Regions from separate parts of the Mus musculus genome. Here region 2 is linked to region 1. A link is a loop called in an ENCODE intact Hi-C map of the cell type or tissue named here. Cell type or tissue: heart. All regions are shown on one strand. Each heading gives the region's core, and the rest is flanking DNA. Links, peaks and the distances in the headings are about the cores only. Region 1 overlaps Gm46743 (a long non-coding RNA gene). Region 2 overlaps Pkp4 (plakophilin 4).

What was found. Hi-C counts contacts between places; a loop is a spot of excess contacts. Peaks named below come from ENCODE experiments on the same cell type or tissue, not always from the same donor. Only the 100,000 strongest peaks of a DNase experiment are listed, where the experiment ranks them.
Region 2: it touches region 1 in a loop (2.0-fold over the local background); 2 of 42 quality-filtered maps call a loop at or near these places.

Annotation. Positions count from the first base shown.
Region 1 is chr2:59,392,922-59,401,253 of GRCm38, reverse strand. Gm46743 (a long non-coding RNA gene) reads left to right here. Exons shown (of 3, transcript XR_001783312.1): 3 at 1-516. It also overlaps the pseudogene Gm13551 and the pseudogene Gm13549. Among named protein-coding and RNA genes, the nearest start is that of 5330411J11Rik, 10 kb to the right of the region's middle. In heart, for the core only: no CTCF peak of the experiment used is centred there; a DNase peak (open chromatin) is centred at 153.
Region 2 is chr2:59,342,482-59,350,813 of GRCm38, reverse strand. It overlaps Pkp4 (plakophilin 4), which reads right to left. Exons shown (of 22, transcript NM_026361.2): 17 at 5,821-6,016; 18 at 3,010-3,094; 19 at 2,773-2,890; 20 at 192-320. Among named protein-coding and RNA genes, the nearest start is that of 5330411J11Rik, 40 kb to the left of the region's middle. In heart, for the core only: a CTCF peak has its summit at 4,088; DNase peaks (open chromatin) are centred at 4,123 and 7,803; H3K27ac peaks cover 579 bases.

The DNA.
Region 1 (8,332 bases), core at 41-8,040:
GGGAGTGGGGACATGTTGCTCTTTTCTTCTCAGTCAATCCACTCTCAGGCTACTTCCTCTCTTGACTTGCACAGCAGCCTGTAATGGCTGAAGAGGAAGTGAGGGGTCAGGGACTAATTTTGATCCTCATCCTGTATTTAGGATTCTAGTTCCCCTCACCTCCCTAGAGGTCTTGATCTGGAAAACAAGTTGTTTTTCATGGAACAAAGGCTTCTGGGAAGCAGGAAGGGCATCCCAGTAGAGCCCTGGGTGGGGAAGTGAGCCACCAGTGAGCTACTAGCAGCCCCGTGGGTGATTTTGGTTAGGGAGGACAAAGGATAGAGATCCTGGAAGGCTGGTAGAGAAGGTTAGGCCACACCCACTCCTGTCAGGATGGGGCTCCAGGCAATATGACAAGCCTTTGGTCAGTACAGCTCATGTAAGAATACTACATTTTGTTGGACCATGTCACCTGCAAAATGGAGACAGTAATACACTCCTCTTGTAATCTATCTATCTATCTATCTATCTATCTATCTATCTATCTATCTATCTATCTATCTATCTATCTAATATAATATATATCAATATATACGTATATATGTGTGTATATATGTATATATATATATATGAGATAAAGGTTTACAAGTTACCAGAGTCAATAAAGTGCAAAGAATTATTGTTTCTCTCAGCCCTGCTGGGCATGCTCCATTAGGACAGAATGTCCCCCCACCCCTTGTTGTTTTGTTTTGTTTTGTTTTTTTGAGACAGGGTTTCTCTGTATAGCCCTGGCTGTCCTGGAACTCACTTTGTAGACCAGGCTGGCCTCAAACTCAGAAATCTGCCTGCCTCTGCTTCCCGAGTGCTGGGGCCCACCCATTTCTAAAATGCAGTGAGAGACCAGCCCCCTCCCTTGCAGAGTCTGAGCCCTGAGCTAGTTCTCTCAATATTTCCAAAGTGGCCACTCTGACAGGACATCGTTAGACGCCTAGAGAAGAATCTTCTGTTTGGTTTAATTTGGGAAACACTGGATGAAAAAGCTGGGCATGTTCTTTACCCAGGAAATTTACTGTGAGGATTTCTTGGAGTATGTTGAGGGTGAAGATCAAATACAGCTTGTCTGGGCACTGGAGAGATGGCTCTGATCTTAAGACCCTCTACTGTTCTTGCAGAGGACCTGAGTTTGGGTTCTAGCACCCGTATCAGGTGGTTCAAAACTGACTGTAACTCCAGATCCAGGAGATCCAGCGCCTTCTTTTGGACTCTGTGTGCAGAGTCCAGTGCATATGTGAGTACAGTACCTGTGACCTGTGACCTGTGCACATGGCCTGTACTCACATGTGCACACAGACATACGTATACACATTATTTAAAAAGAAAGATAGGTGCTGGAACCACGGTAGGTAGCTGAGCCCAGGCCACGCTGCTGCTCGCCTGTCACCCCCTGCCCCCATCATGCACTAGTGGTCTCAAAAGATTCAAAGTCCAAGATGGCAACCCTCAAGGACCAGCTGACTGTGATTCTTCTTAAGGAAAAATTGTCTCCAGCAAAGACTATTGTGTAACTGCAAACTCCAAGCGGGTCATCATCATAGGGGGGCCGTCAGCAAGAGGGAGAGAGCCGACTCAATATGGTCCAGCGAAATGTGAACATCTTCAAGTTCACCATTCCAAACTCTGTGAAGTACAGTCCACACTGCAAGCTGCTGATTGTCTCAAATTCAGTGGATATCTTGACCTATGTGGCTTGGAAAACCAGTGGCTTTCCCAAAAGCCAAGTTATCGGAAGTGGTTGCCATCTGGATTCAGCTCAGTTCCATTACCTGATGGGAGAAAGGCTGGGGGTTCACCCTGAGCTGTCACGGCTGGGTCCTGGGAGAACATGGCGACTCCAGTGTGCCTGTGTGGAGTGGTGTGAATGTTGTCTGCATCTCCCTGAAGTCTCTGAACCCAGAACTGGGCACTGATGCAGACAAGGAGCAGTGGAAGGAGGTTCACAAGCAGGTGGTGGGCAGTGCATAGGAGGTGATCAAGCTGAGAGGTTACACATCCTGGGCCATTGGCCTCTCTGTGGCAGACTTGGCCAAGAGCATAATGAAGAACCTTAGGTGGGTGCATCCCATTTCCACCATGATTAAGGGTCTCTATGGAATCAATGATGATGTCTTCCTCAGTGTCCCGTGTATCCTGGGACAAAATGGAATCTCAGATATTGTGAAGGTGACACTGACTCCTGAGAAAGAGGCCCGCCTGAAGAAGAGTGCAGATACCCTTTTTCTGCAGTTCTAAAGTCTTCTCAGGGTCCTAGCACTTCACTGTCCAGGCTGCAGCAGGGTTTCTAGGGAGACCATACCCTTCTCATTTGAGCTGTGGTTAGTACAATGGTGTTGAGGTGGTATGGAGAAACATCTCAGTTCCCACAGCTCTGCCCTGCTGCCAAGTGGTACTTGTGTAGTGGTAACCTGGTTAGTGTGACAGTCCCACTGTCTCCAAGACACACTGCCAACTGTGCAGGCTTCCATTACCCTGCGAGCCTGCTGCGTTGCTGCCCTGCGCACCCTCACCAAACATGCCTAGGCCAACGAGTTCCCAGTTAGTCATAACCTGGCTCCAGTGTGTAATCCATTATGCATATCTTGTGCATAACTGTTCTATGGGCTATTTTATGTATTATATGTGTCTGTAGTGTGCATTGCAATATTATGTGAGATCTGCATATGGATGATGGAACTAACCACTCAAGTGTCATGCCAATGAAAACACCAAATAAACCTTGAACAGTGACAAAAGAAAGAAAGAAAGAAAGAAAGAAAGAAAGAAAGAAAGAAAGAAAGAAAGAAAGAAAGAAGAATTGGTTTTAGCTTGTTATGGGGGCCACATGCCTTAAGTCCTAGTGCTAGGGAAGTAGAAGCAGGCAGGTTTCTATGAGTTCCAGGCCAGCCTGGCCTGCACAGTGAACATCATGACCAGCCAGGGATACACAGTAAGAGCCTCTCTTTTTTTCTTTTTTATTCCAAATGTAGCTTTTCAGAAATATTTTTGTCACAGAGGAATTTTTGTTTTAAATGGCACAATTGCTAAAATGTCTCAGAACAGAGTGGAAGATGCTGATGTTTATTTTTGTGCTTCTGGCTATACAAAATATCTATAGTCTTTATATTGATTTTGACTTAACAAGATTATGCTATTTTTATCAGCCTCATTAAAAGAATCTCTCAGCTGAAAATCATTTTCTTAGAATTCTACTTCAAGAAAGATGAAGTTAAATATGTTTTTTCCTATTCATCCCTCTAAATGCAATTCAACTCACTGGCATTTGATTTTTTTGTGTAACTACTTTCTCTGAATTGAAACATCCCCTCCCAAAAGGAAGAAGGAGTCTGGGGGAACTCATTGAACTTAAGATGCCCAGGAAGCTCATAAAACTTACAAGACTCAGGAAGATCAGAAAGTTACAAGACTCAGGAGACCCTGCTGTGAGTTATGTAAGCACTAAGCCACTGATGGGGAGAAGAGACTTCTCAGTGAGGCTGCCTGCAAGTTGAACAGGAAGTTCCAGAGAAGTCATTTTTATGAGTCATGAAACATACTAGGATGGGCTTTTCAGTGAAGGAGCTGCCTAAGAGAGGCTCATCTGTAAGTAACACCTTCCCCATGCTCCAGAATTTAGCCCTGATACTCTTACTGTTTTACCAAGTAGAGGGCTGGAATACTTTCTTTGGCCTGTTGATCTGTGATGAACAGATCTTTTCTTTCTTTCTTTCTTTCTTTCTTTCTTTCTTTCTTTCTTTCTTTCTTTCTTCCTTCCTTTCTTTCTTTCTCTCTTCTTTCTTTCTTTCTCTCTCTTTTTTTCTTTCTTTCTTTCTTTCTTTCTTTCTTTCTTTCTTTCTTCTTTCTTCCCTTCTTTCCTCTTTCTTTCTTTCTTTCTTTCTTTCTTCCTTCCTTCCTTTCTTTCTTTCTTTCTTTCTTTCTTTCTTTCTTTCTTTCTTTCTTTCTTTCTCTCTCTCTCTTTTCTTTCTTTCTTTCCTCTTTCTTCCCTTCTTTCCTCTTTCTTTCTTTCTTTCTTTCTTTCTTTCTTTCTTTCTTCTTTCTTTCTCTCTCTTTCTTTCTTTCTTTCTTTCTTCCTTTCTTCTTTCTTTCTCTCTCTTTCTTTCTTTCTTTCTTTCTTTCTTCTTTCTTCCCTTCTTTCCTCTTTCTTTCTTTCTTTCTTTCTTTCTTTCTTTCTTCCTTCCTTCCTTTCTTTCTTTCTTTCTTTCTTTCTTTCTTTCTTCCTTTCTTAGTTTATACAAAGCAATTTATTAACAGAAAATAATTTGAGAAGTTCTATTCACAGACAGTGACTGCAGTGACTCATGCTCCTTCGAGTGCTGTCAGAGGAGATGGAGTTGACATCCTCAATCTGCCTCTTCATCCCTGAGTGAGCAAGAGCTCTGAGGGATGACTAGGCTCTAAGTCCAGGGGTCTTGGTCCTGTTTCCTCCTGTGACCTGGAGTCTGATGTGCAGAGCAGTGATGCCCAGCTCCTTGCACCTCTGGGCCACATCCTGGACAGCCAACATGGCTGCAAACAGAGAAGACTCATCTGCATCAGCCTTTACCTTCATTCTACCAATCACTCAGCAGATGGTTTCCTTGCCAGAAAGATGGGTACCATGGACAAAGATATGTCAATGAGGGATGCAGAGATGTGGCAGACACCAAATACACTCTCTCCTTCAGAGTGTACATTTGAGGTCCAACATTGATGACTTATTCTTCCTTCTTTGCCTACCCCTTGCCAGATGCCATTTCTGAAAGTCATCTCCATACTCCTCCACTGGTGCACAGACATCTTTCTTTCCACCTCTCTTTAGGAAGAGTCACACAGTTGTCTAATGTAAGGATTCACTGAACAGTAGAGAGAAGGCAGGCTGACTAAAGGCCGGACCTAAGGAATGACACAGGATGGACTCCCTGGGCTGTGCTTGTGCCTTCCATACTCTAGACTAGATGGGCACAGTAGCAAGTGCATGCCAAAGAGCCCTCAAGTGTAGGCAAAGGCCTGAAAAAGGGAATTCTCACAGACTGGGCCTTTAGGACAACTCCATCTTTACTACAGGACAGCACAGAAAAGCTAAGGCCTTATACCCTTGGGAGAAAGGCCAATTGAAGAATCCAGAGTTGTGCCCTCACCATGCCCATAAAGAACCTAATGTCTCTACAGAGTGATGCCAGAGAAGGCCACACATGGAGTGAGAAGGTTTGGCCTTGATGACTGACAAAGATTACCCTAGAGTGTATGTGGAGTCCATACAGGAAGTCTGGACTAAGTCCCCACCTAAGAGTAATGATGTGTCCTTCAAAGATGAATAGTCAGGACTTTCAGCCTCTCTCATTGTTAATGAGATGAATGAAGGGATGCCATGGACTGGACTCAGTTGGCCCCTCAACCCACAGGAGAATCAGGGTCCCGGTATTCAGGTGGGTAAGGAGTCAGCAGAAAAATGACAAACAGATGCTGACCCAGAGAGAGTGCTGTATCTGAATGTAATTTGTCAAAACGAGTATCAGACTTAAATTACAGAAGAAAACAAGGAAGTTAGGCAACGCATTAAGGTCATCCAAGGTACATTGAGGTTACCCAATGCAAAATGACTCTTTACATAAAACAGAGAAATGCATACACAAAAACTAACAGGAACCAGGCAGTATTTACAACTGGGATAAAATTCAGTGATTACAACTGGGATCAAAAGCAGCCCCACCTAAGGTCAGCTTATTCTTAGAAGCCAGAGGCAAGGGCTTTATACCCTTGCCATAGCTCCAATTCTAGTCTATTGTATAGTCCACCTTCCCCCTAGGCCGTTGTAAATTCCTGTGTATGGGAGTGACTCAGCTGTTGTTCTAAGTATTTATTCTAGTTCCTTCTTAGACCACAACCTTCCTTCTTTCATGCCATTGTAAATTCCTGCACATGGGAGTGACTCAGCTGTTATTCTAAGTTTACTTTGTAGACTAGCCCTGAGATTTCTAGCTCTTTTCCAGTAAATTGTAATGCCTGATATCTTTCACTGTCTACACTGGAGGCACTTTGTCTGAGTGAGTAGCATTCTTACTAAAAACAAAACCCAAGGTTGGCTCAACAATTTCCTAGGATATTAGAACACTGGTGGAGGCTAATCTAATTTAGCTATATGTCAAAATCATTCCTTAGAAGCACTTAAATAGTGGTAAACCACCCTTACTTAATGCAGCTTGTAGGAGAAGGGGTTTATTCTTGCTAACAGTTCCAGTTTTATTATAATTAAACAATATTGAAGGAAAGCACAAAGATCCGTTCACCGACTGATGTAGGGACAAGTTTGGAGCATTCGTGCTATGGGATGCTAAGACTAAGTTTCCGTGAAACTTTTTGCCTCAGAACTGCATCCAAGCTTTTGGGCCTCTCACATGGTTTTCACTAGAGTGGGTGTGGCAAAGGGACAATCAAGACATTCTGAGAGAAAGGGAAATTGACAGAATTTACTACAGGCAGGTGTAGTCCAAACACATGGCTAGAGGAAGCTTTCCACACAGTAAGGGTCTCTTCTTCTTCTTCTTCTTCTTCTTCTTCTTCTTCTTCTTCTTCTTCTTCTTCTTCTTCTTCTTCTTCTTCTTCTTTTGTTTTTGTTTTTGTTTTTTGGGGGCAGGGTTTCTCTGTGTAGCCCCGGCTCTCCTGGAACTCACTTTGTAGACCAGGCTAGCCTTGAACTTAGAAATCCACCTGCCTCTGCCTCTCAAATGCTGGGATTAAAGGCGTGTGCCACCACTGGCCGGTCTCACTTCTTTTTAAGAAAAGAAATTTTGGAATATTAAGTGGAAAAAATATGGTTGAGCCACAGTACATTTTGCTCTCTTCATAGTTTTCTAAACTATGTTTGATGTTTAAAGTAAAAACCATACCTGTTTGATATGAATATATATATATATATATATATATATATATATATGAAACATTATTTAAGGCAGTGATATTTTATAAGGTGTAGTTGTAAAGAAATGTAAGGGGGTATGGTGTTTCTAAACTTGATGCACACTGCTGAAATGACACCAATAGCCATAATGAAATGCCTACAGTAACTGCTAAAGTACTATGCCAAGAGATAGATACATTGAAAATGATACATAAATCCAAGTGGAATTCTAAAAAATGTTCAAAGAATCCTCTAGAAGGGAAAACACTGAGGGCCAGTGAGATGGCTCAGCAAGCAAAGGTACTTGCCACCAGGCATGATGACCTGAGTTTGTCCCTGAAGCAAACACAGGAGAGTTTCAATTCCTGCAAATTGTTCCCTCGGTCGCCACACATGCATGGTGGAATGAAGGTGAACATCCACACCACTACCCAAATGAATGGATAAATAAAATGGAAACAACTAAGAAAAGATTGAAAACATGGGGAATATATAGAACATAACAAATAAAATATCAGACCTAATCCTAGCATGTTAATACGTATAAGTGATCTAAGATACCAATAAAAAAATGCAGAAGCTGGATGAATGTGTTAGCCACCTTTCTGCTGCTGTGATAAACCACCCTTGCTAAAGGCAGCTCGTAGGAGAAGGGGTTTATTCTTGCTAACAGTTCTAGAAGAATCGAGTCCACCATGGCAGCAAAGCAGCAAGCAGCAGCCATGCCGGCAGGAGCAGAAGACCCAAGAGCTCACATTGTCAAAAGCAAGCAGAAAACAGAGAGAGCTAACCAGAAGGACAGGCTATCTAGTCTCAAGCTCACCCCAGGGCTTTACTTCCTCCACCAAGGCCACAGCTCCTAAACCTCCCCAAATAGCTCTGCCAACTGAGAAGCAATTATTCAAATGCCCATGCATAAGGGGATCATTTCTTCTTCAAGCCATCACAAAGACTGAGTAAAAACCAAACTCAACTGTATCCTGCCTATAAACACTTCCTGTTAAATAATCATGACAAAGGCAATCTGAAAGTGAAAAGAAACACTCTAAACCCAGTAAAATAGCCATTGCTAGCACACACACACACACACACACACACACACGAAAGTAGCATTAGCAAGGGGTTGGCCCCTATGAGCAGTCAATCACATACTGAGGAGATCTCATGTGAACCTTCTCCCCATTTTAACTGCTCAATAAAGGCTAGAGCCTGTGATTGGGCAGTGGAGGAGAAGGGTGCGGACAGGTAGAGAGAGAAGAACAAGAAGGGAGGAGAGAAGATGGAAGAAGAGGAGGAAGACAAGATAGAGCAGAACCAAGTGGAGAAACTACGAGTAGCAAAGGGTTTCATAACTGGGGAATAAATTAGTGTAGTGTTATATCTGCCCGATCTAGACATATAGCTTATAATATAATAACTAGA
Region 2 (8,332 bases), core at 227-8,226, 51 kb after region 1:
ACTATATTAGCTCGATTTATTTAAGACAAGCAGAGAGGGCAACAATCCTGACAGCAGCGGAGAAGGAATGGGGTGGTTTGCTGCTACGACCGAGCTGACATAAGCATAGGCTTGTTCCCAGGACACTGGCTGAGCCACCCAGAGAGGTGACTCCTTCAGGTATCACATCACACACCCAACTGGCATCTTACCAGGGTACAGGCCTTTATGTGTGGTGTCCCCTTGGCTATTGTAATACTGCATAGGTGGCTGGGTCCTATCGTATTCAGAGCGAGGCTCTCTGATTCCTAACAGTGCTGGTGAGGAAGAGGTGCTGCCAACTGAAGGGAGAGGCAAAGGAAGGAGAGGGGAAAAGAGAGAAATCAGATTGTCAGCAAATCTGGAAAGTGCTCCAGGAAAACAAAGGCTATTTATTAGCAATGCCACAGTAAAACCGGCTCTGAGAGGTGTTGAGGACAAAGAGCAGCCAGACCCCAGGACCATGAACACACCCTACATTCCTATCCCAGCAAGGGTGACACCTGGGCCCACAGCCGAGCTGTAGCAAGCAGCCAGCTCTAGAAGCCCAGGGTAGGGGGTGGCAGGCAGCAGGCAGCAGGGATCCAGGGACTTGACCCACCTTGGAACCATCTAGAGTAACTTAAGAGCCATGCAAGAGTTATTTCTATTTTGTGGTCATAGTTTAGCTGCTTATAAACTATCTGCCATCGTTTATGTACAGATGTTTGGTAGCAGGTTTTATAGTGTGTTTTAATTTCTGGCCTGGTCTAGTGTGTCTAGAAGTGCCCAGTAAATAACACTTATGCTTCTCTACGGTGATCTATTGTCAGGAGATCATGTGAACCCGGTGTCCCCGGTGACTTCTGATGCTAGCCTGGGCCACACAGCTGATAATGACTAGCCATGACTAGCCATCTACTCCTGGGTCCCCTTTTGGACAATTATTATTATTATTTTTAAAACTTTGGCCAGGAAGGTAATGTGAGGTGTTTCTTTCCCCATTAACAGTCTGGTCTGTAATAATAATAACCAGAGGCCATATCTTTACCCAATTCACTTGAAAGCAGTGGTTCTCCAGCCTTGGCCCTGTTGCTTTGCACAGCCACGCCTTCTGAGGGCCCTGGCAGGGCAGTTCTTTTCTTGTGCTGTTGGGTGGGCGGGCTGAGCATGCGTATCTGTGTGTCTGTGTCACTTCCAGCTCACTTCTGGGAAGATGGCAGGACAGAAGACAGCAGCTTCCCTTTGTGAAGACACTAAGGAGGCAGGGGACATGCTTATAAGCACATCCCTCCTCAGTGCCAAGTGACGAGGGTCGGCCCTTAGACAGCTGGGAGACAGGAGCGACACACATCTTCCCTCTAAGTGGAACACAGAGGGCTACCTAGCACCAGGGCGGGGCCACCAGCACTTCTGCTTGAGGTCCCAGTGGCAAATCCATTGCACAGTAGCTGTGTGCTGATCTGTTTGAAACGACTCTGTGCTTGCACTGAAGGCCCATGGCTGGCAGCCACCCACCTCTCCTGTTCCCCCTGACGGGCATGCTGAATATTTTCATAAAAGGATGTATGCAAAACCAAGCAGAATTCTTGATGAATAACACAGCTCGTAATTTTAAACCAAGACATATATATCTGTTATACACAGTAGGTGTAAACAAGGTTTTAAAAAAAAAAAAAAGAAAGAAAAGAAATCATCAAATAAAGCAGACAGCGGTTAACTCCTAGCACAAACACAGACATCCAATTCCGTGGCGGGAGCCCCTGGGCATGGGCATCAGTCTTTTTGTCCACATTTGTCCACATGAGCAATAGGACTGTCAGAAACTGCACCGCTGTCTACAGCAGATAATATATGTGTCAGAACGTGGGATTTAAGCCAAATCAAAGTAAGAAGCGTCATTTTTCCTGCTTCATGCAGGTAAGAATTAAGTTTACAGGACTGTTTGACTCGGCAGTCATAGCATGAAGCATTCGGCTGAGCTCTGCAAATGAGTGGGTGGAGCAGTTGCCAAGCGTCTCAGCTGAACATCCAAGGAACTTTCTAGAAGGCCACATCAGGGTGGCTGGTTGGGTGGTGTAAGGGTGTGGGGGTGCGGGTCTGCAAAGCAGCCAGGCGACTGGGAGGTGCCACTGCAAAGCTCCAATGACCTATGTTCTAGAAGCCTGTTCCTAAGAAGTTTCACCAAGAAAACTAAGGAAAAACCAACACCAAAACCAAACAAAACTCCACACAAAGCAGCAGCAGCAGCTCCTTAGGAGGAGACTTAAAACTTATGCAAAGCTGGCAGAGAGGACATTCCTAGTCAGCCAGTACATCTTCAATGACTCCCCACCTCCCAGGACTCTGCATCAGGTTACTGGTCCAACTGGTCAGATACAATGCCAGGGCCCCTTCCCCAATGTGGGGAAGCAGCATTCAGGTGGGGGCTGGCCCTGGAGGCTTTTCTTTTCTTTTTTTAATGCACTGCAGCTGATGTAAGCAGTTTTTTCTTTCCAAATGAAAGATAGTGGCTGTTTACAACAGCGTGCGACTCTGAAAGCATGCTCTCAGATAGATGGGCAGAGCTGAAGTGACATGCTTAATCTGCTCGTGTGTGTGTGTGTGTGTGTGCGCGTGTGCGTGTGTGCGCGCGTGTGTGTGTGTGTGTGTGTGCGCGTGTGCGTGTGTGTGTGCGCGTGTGTGTGTGTGTGTGCGCGTGTGCGTGTGTGTGCGCGCTCGCGTGTGTGTGCGCGCGCGCACATACAATCTTTTGTCATACAAACGCACACTGACCTGACTGAATGATGGGCGACATCTGTTGGTTGGTGGTGGACAGAGAAGGGTGTGATTTGAATCGGTCTCGCTCTAGCGTGGACACAGGTGTAATAAAATGGTTCTGATTCCACCCATCCTGTGGAGTTAAAAGAGACAGCTCAAAATGAAAACCAGCACTTAACTGCAATTAGGAACTCGGGCTATGAGGATCGCTCATCAGGCCATGAGCCGCAGCTACCCTTGGGTGTTTGTTACCTTTTTGTAAATGCTCCGGAGGTCCCGGTACTGCCATAATGTATTCAAGACCTGGGCTGCCGCCTTCACCACTTTCAGAGAGGATCTAGGGAGAGATGCGGTTTAATGAAGACACAGGTAGCATGGAGAGACTCAGGCTGCAAACCAGCAGCCAAAGGAGCAGGATGGAGGCTACCAGATTCTGTGGGCAGAACCAGAATCCTGGGAAAGGCAAGAGTGCCCTCTAACCTTTGCAGCACACAAGAAGCCCCTGAAAGCAGCCACTCACACCTCTGATTTCTCCCATCCCATCTCCTCTTCAATTCACAGCCTCTGTATGACTGTCGTATCCGATGGTCAGGCCTCAAGCTTGTTCTACCCGAGTAAGCAGGGCTTCTGACTCCAGCCTAACTCTCGTCATCTCCTTCCGTTTGGATTCCAAGTTACCACATGCTCCCGGGTTCTGGCTGCTCCTTTCTGCGTTTATTTTGGGGTCCTAATCTCCCTGATACCTGTCAACCTTCACTTCTATAAATGAGCCATTTAAATGCTGACTGACCGCCCAGGTATATTTTTCCAGTTTGAGTATTGGCCTTGTACCTCTCTCCTGTTGACCTACCACACTCATGCACGCGCGCACACACACACACACACACACACACACACACTCACTGGATGTTTAATAGTTATCCCCACGCACCCAAGTCCAGAGCAAACTCAGGACGGTCCTCCCATAAGCTTCCCTGCCTAGATGTGGCCTCTTGGACAACCACTTTGGCGTCATTCACAATCCTCTCCTCTCCTGCCGCTCACTCATTAGTAAAACCTGTTGAATTGCTTTTCAACCCCATCAGCAATGCTGCTGACGTCACCGCAGCCACTGCACCCTAGCCTTCAGTGTGCGTGTGGGAAACTGGCCATGGTACTCCTCTGCTCACTGCTCTCCAGAGGCTCTGGTGTCATTCAGAGACTGAGAACCGACTATAAGGTCCTACTGCTTCTCGGTCCTATTGCTCCCCCAAACTCCCTTTCTTCCTCCTGCACCATGTTCTGCTTTTCCTCGCCCGCCCGGCAGCCTCTTGCTGGACTCTGCTCACATGCTTCTGCCCCAGAGGGGCGCAGTTTCCTCCCGCCCTCATCCCACACACTTCCTCCCTCAGGTCAGCTTCCTGCCATCACCAGGAGGCCTTCCCTGACACTTCTCCTTCCCTGACATGCTTGCCGCATTCTCTGCGTTTGTCATCTGTGCCTGTGAGTGCCATCTGCCAGGCTCTGCTGCTGTTACTCATTGGGCGCCTTGTCTGCCTCAGCCCTGGAGCACTGTTTTGTGCTCCACTCACTGCTGTAAGCCTGTACCGGGACAGCACGCGGACATGCAGTGAGTGGAGCACAAAACAGCAGAGGCAGGGCAGGTAGCTTACTCTTGTAATCCTAGAACTCAGTAGACTGAGTTGGGAGGACTGCTATGAATTTTGAGACCAGCCCGGGCTACACAGTGAGCCCGGGCTACACGATGGGGCCTTATTTGAAAGAGAAAAAAAAATAATCAAAACAAACAAATATACTGTATGCATTTGTTACTAATGAAAATTTAAAAATACAATAAATAAAAACGCCGATGTGCTACGCTGTCTATGCTGACAGCTGGGGCTTCTCGTGGGTAAGGTGATGGCTTTTTGCACTGTTTCTATACTTTAAGAATTCCTTCAGTGGTATCAACTGGAAAGACTTGAAGAGCTGTAATGTCAAACTCAGCATTGGCATTCAGCTGATTAATAAATTGTCCTTATGCATGTACCAGGACCAAGCTTTTGTTGTTAAGGATACAACAGCAGATAAGGGACAAAGTCCCAGGACCTTGGGAGTGAGATGCTAGCAGACAACTCAAAACAGTCAGTGCCAGGGAGAACTTAGTGGGAACTGTGTATGCGCGCGCGAGCGCGGGCATGGGAGAGCGCGGGCATGGGAGAGCGCTGCTGACCTACGTTTTGAAGAAGGTACTTGGCATTCCCAGTTCCATTTCGCTGATCTGACACTAAGGCAGATTTAGTCACAGCTGCAGCCCCGCGACAAGAAACCTCTATTTTGCTACGATCTTCTCTGCCCACTGGTGCTGCTTCATCTTTTACTGTCGTCCAAAAGCAAAGGGACTGAGCCCAGAGCACTCACGCGGAGTGCTGGTTTTCATGCTCTCTGGGCACTTGGCAGCAGAATCAATCTCAAAAGTGAGGATTTAAAGACATTCTTGCAGAATAGGCTGTAGGCATGGAACAGAGCCCAAACTGCAAAGGCGACAGTGGCCCTAAGATTGTCACCACCCTGGTGCTTTTGGTTCTTCTAGGAGCGGACATGAACAAATGTAGCTTTAGGGATGGTTACAGCCTGGACACCTGAGTCTCTCCAACATTCCTAAGTACAAGTCCTAACTCAAAGCGGCAGTGCTGGGAGGGGCAGCCTTTGAGAAGAGTCACCTGGAAGAGACTGTTCCATGTGAGGGCAAAGCTCACTCTCTCTAAGACCGGAAAGGGACTTAGACCAGACATAAAATCTGTTGGGACCTTGATCCTGGATTTCACAGGTGCCACAATTGTGGGAAATAAACTTCTATTGTTCATAAGCTCCCTAGCCCACAGTATTTTGTTACAGTAACCTCAGAGGACAGAGTGAAGGAGTGAGGCACACTATAATAAAGGAAATGCCCGCATATGACAAAAAGCAGCCCACACCATTACAAGTCTTAGCTGGTGTAGACAACATGTGAGAAACAGAAATAAATCCCCGCTTCCGGCATGGCTCCTTCTCTCACCCCAGGCCCCAGGCCCTCACACTTGCCTGTCTCCTCTGCCTTTGGTTATGTTCACCAGCTTCTCTATACCTCCCGAGTCGGCCAGAGCTTTGGCATTCTCCATGTTTTTGCTGGTGACCTCGTGCAGAGCACAGCAGATGGCTGCCACGGTTTCATCGGACAGGATGCTGGGGCCGTTGCCACCTGGAAGCCTGTTCACCAGGTCTCGCATGGCGTATTTACCTGCCGGGTGCACACGACTAGGGTCATCGTTTCACAGGCATCAGCTTTTTATCACTGTTGTTGAAAATCCTTATAATAGGAAGGCTTTTACAAAACAAAACTTCATGACTCCTTTATAAAACACTACTGTCACTTGCTGAAAGAAATATAAATCAGTGTATAGAAGTGCTCAGAGGAGTGGACTGGCTGCGGTCCGTACTCTGCAGTCATGTCTGTAATGAAGGCTTAGGGCAGAAATGCTCTTCTTAATTCCAGTGTATCAAAATGCAATTGCCACTCAAAGCTTTTCACAAAACTTATCTTTGAATCTGGACTAACCAAGGTTGTCAAAAATACTTTTCATTAAGTCTTTCTGGGTCTAGTCTGTCGAGTCACCTATGAACAGTCCCGTACTTGAACAAAGCTGAAGGTTCTGTTGGCTGATCTGTTATCAGCAGTTAACTATTGTTTCCTTAAAAGATACAAGGAAAAAAATCTTCTACTGAAACTGCAGGTTTATTATCTCGAGGAGGCTCAGTGAGGTGCCGGCTGAGGCAGGCTCAGCAAGGGAAGCAATTCTTTATAAACACCCAACTTCCCCTACTCCTCTCCAAACAGGTTATCTCTAGCTTTTTCAATTCCAATTACCAAGTGACAATGTGGGATAAATGTACTACAAACAACAGAAATTAAGGCCAAAGTAAATATTTTCTTAGGCCGCGCTAGCCAGGGCTCCCATCAGAGCAGGGTCTATGTGCAGCGGTGACTGTGTCTTTATCATAGGCAAAGCTTGGGTAGAGCAGAGGTGGCTGGGAGCGCGGAACAGTGGTGACGCTGGAAGCCTACTGGATAAATGTAGCTCCTGAGCTTGGGGACAATCAGCTCTGGTGACTCTGATCACTCACAGACGGTCAGAATGTGCGATGACATTCGACTAGTCAGGGCTACAGACGGCCAGAATGTATGATGACATGCGACTAGTTAGGTCTTTTTTTCTTTTTTGGAGTAGAAACACTCTGAGTATATATCTTTTCATAAGAAACTCTGAATATGGATATAACTTCCAAGTCTCAATAGGACTGCTCTGAAAGAAGTATGGGACCTGGGCAGGGGCCACAGAGAGGCTCAGTGAGACTCCCTTTCTTGGGGGATGATCTGCCTCAAAAGAAAGGAAGCATTCATCTGGACAATAATAATTGAAAGTGGCATTTCTGCCAACCAAGGTGCGACAGCCTTGTCTTTGTCACATTACTCCATTTAATGTTTAGTTTCTCCTTTAGTAGTGGGACTTGGCTTGACCTGAGGGTCTTGTGAGTGCTATATAAGCAGTCCACCATGATGCTAACCTGTAGCTCTCCTTTTATCTTGAGATGGGTCTCACTCCTGCAGATTGACTTGAACCTACTCTGTAGGCCAGGCTGGCTTTGAACTCGTCTGCTTCAGCCTCCTAAGTAGTTGTGATTACTGGCTTGCTCCACCAGGCCAGGATCATGGCTAATCTTAAAGCTAAATAATACTCTCATTCTCGCTAATGTTTTTCTCTTACCCCTCCCTCTTTCTATTATTTTATTATGTTTTAATATAATTGTATTATGTATGTGTATATGTATAATTGTATTTTAATATAAGTTGGGTCCAAACTCACACAAATCCATAAAATAACATGCATCCCCACGTCATCAGCCATGGGGCTGGCATGGAGTGTTAACAGATGTAGGGTATTTCCTCATTTCTTATTTCCTCTAACAGTGACCCTGTTACCAGCTTCCTTTCAGAACCTGGAGGGAGCTCCGATTTCCACCCAGAAGCAGTAGGCTATAGAGGACACTCTGAGTCATGAGCTCAGTGAGCAGCAGGTTCAGGATAGAGGGTCCAGCCCCCAGAGTGTCTCTCCTCTTCCTGTTACCATCAAAGTGGGATAGGGCTGCCTGGAGAGCAGCAAGCCGCATGGCGCGCAAAGCATGGGCAGTCTCATTCTTGGCTCTTTGCCTGTGCTGATGTATGGACTGTGACACAGGAGCAAAGGCCTAACACATAGTGCACAGGTGGCCTAGTCCTTACCTCATCCCCAACCTGACCTGGTCTTGGGATGGACATAGATGACAGCGGTTTGTCCCTGGGGTGAGCACTCACACAGACCTGGGAGGGAAAGCTACCCAGGGCTCAGATGGTTTCTTTTTGTGACTTAAAAGATGATAGTATTGGTGGATGAGCAGATATGAGCACAAATACTGGAAAAGGAAACGAAAGTGTTTTCTTGCTCTTGCTGCTCAGGATGTAACTTCTCTTAGGGACTGGAGATACCAAACTCATCATCTAGTGGCGCTGTCACATATG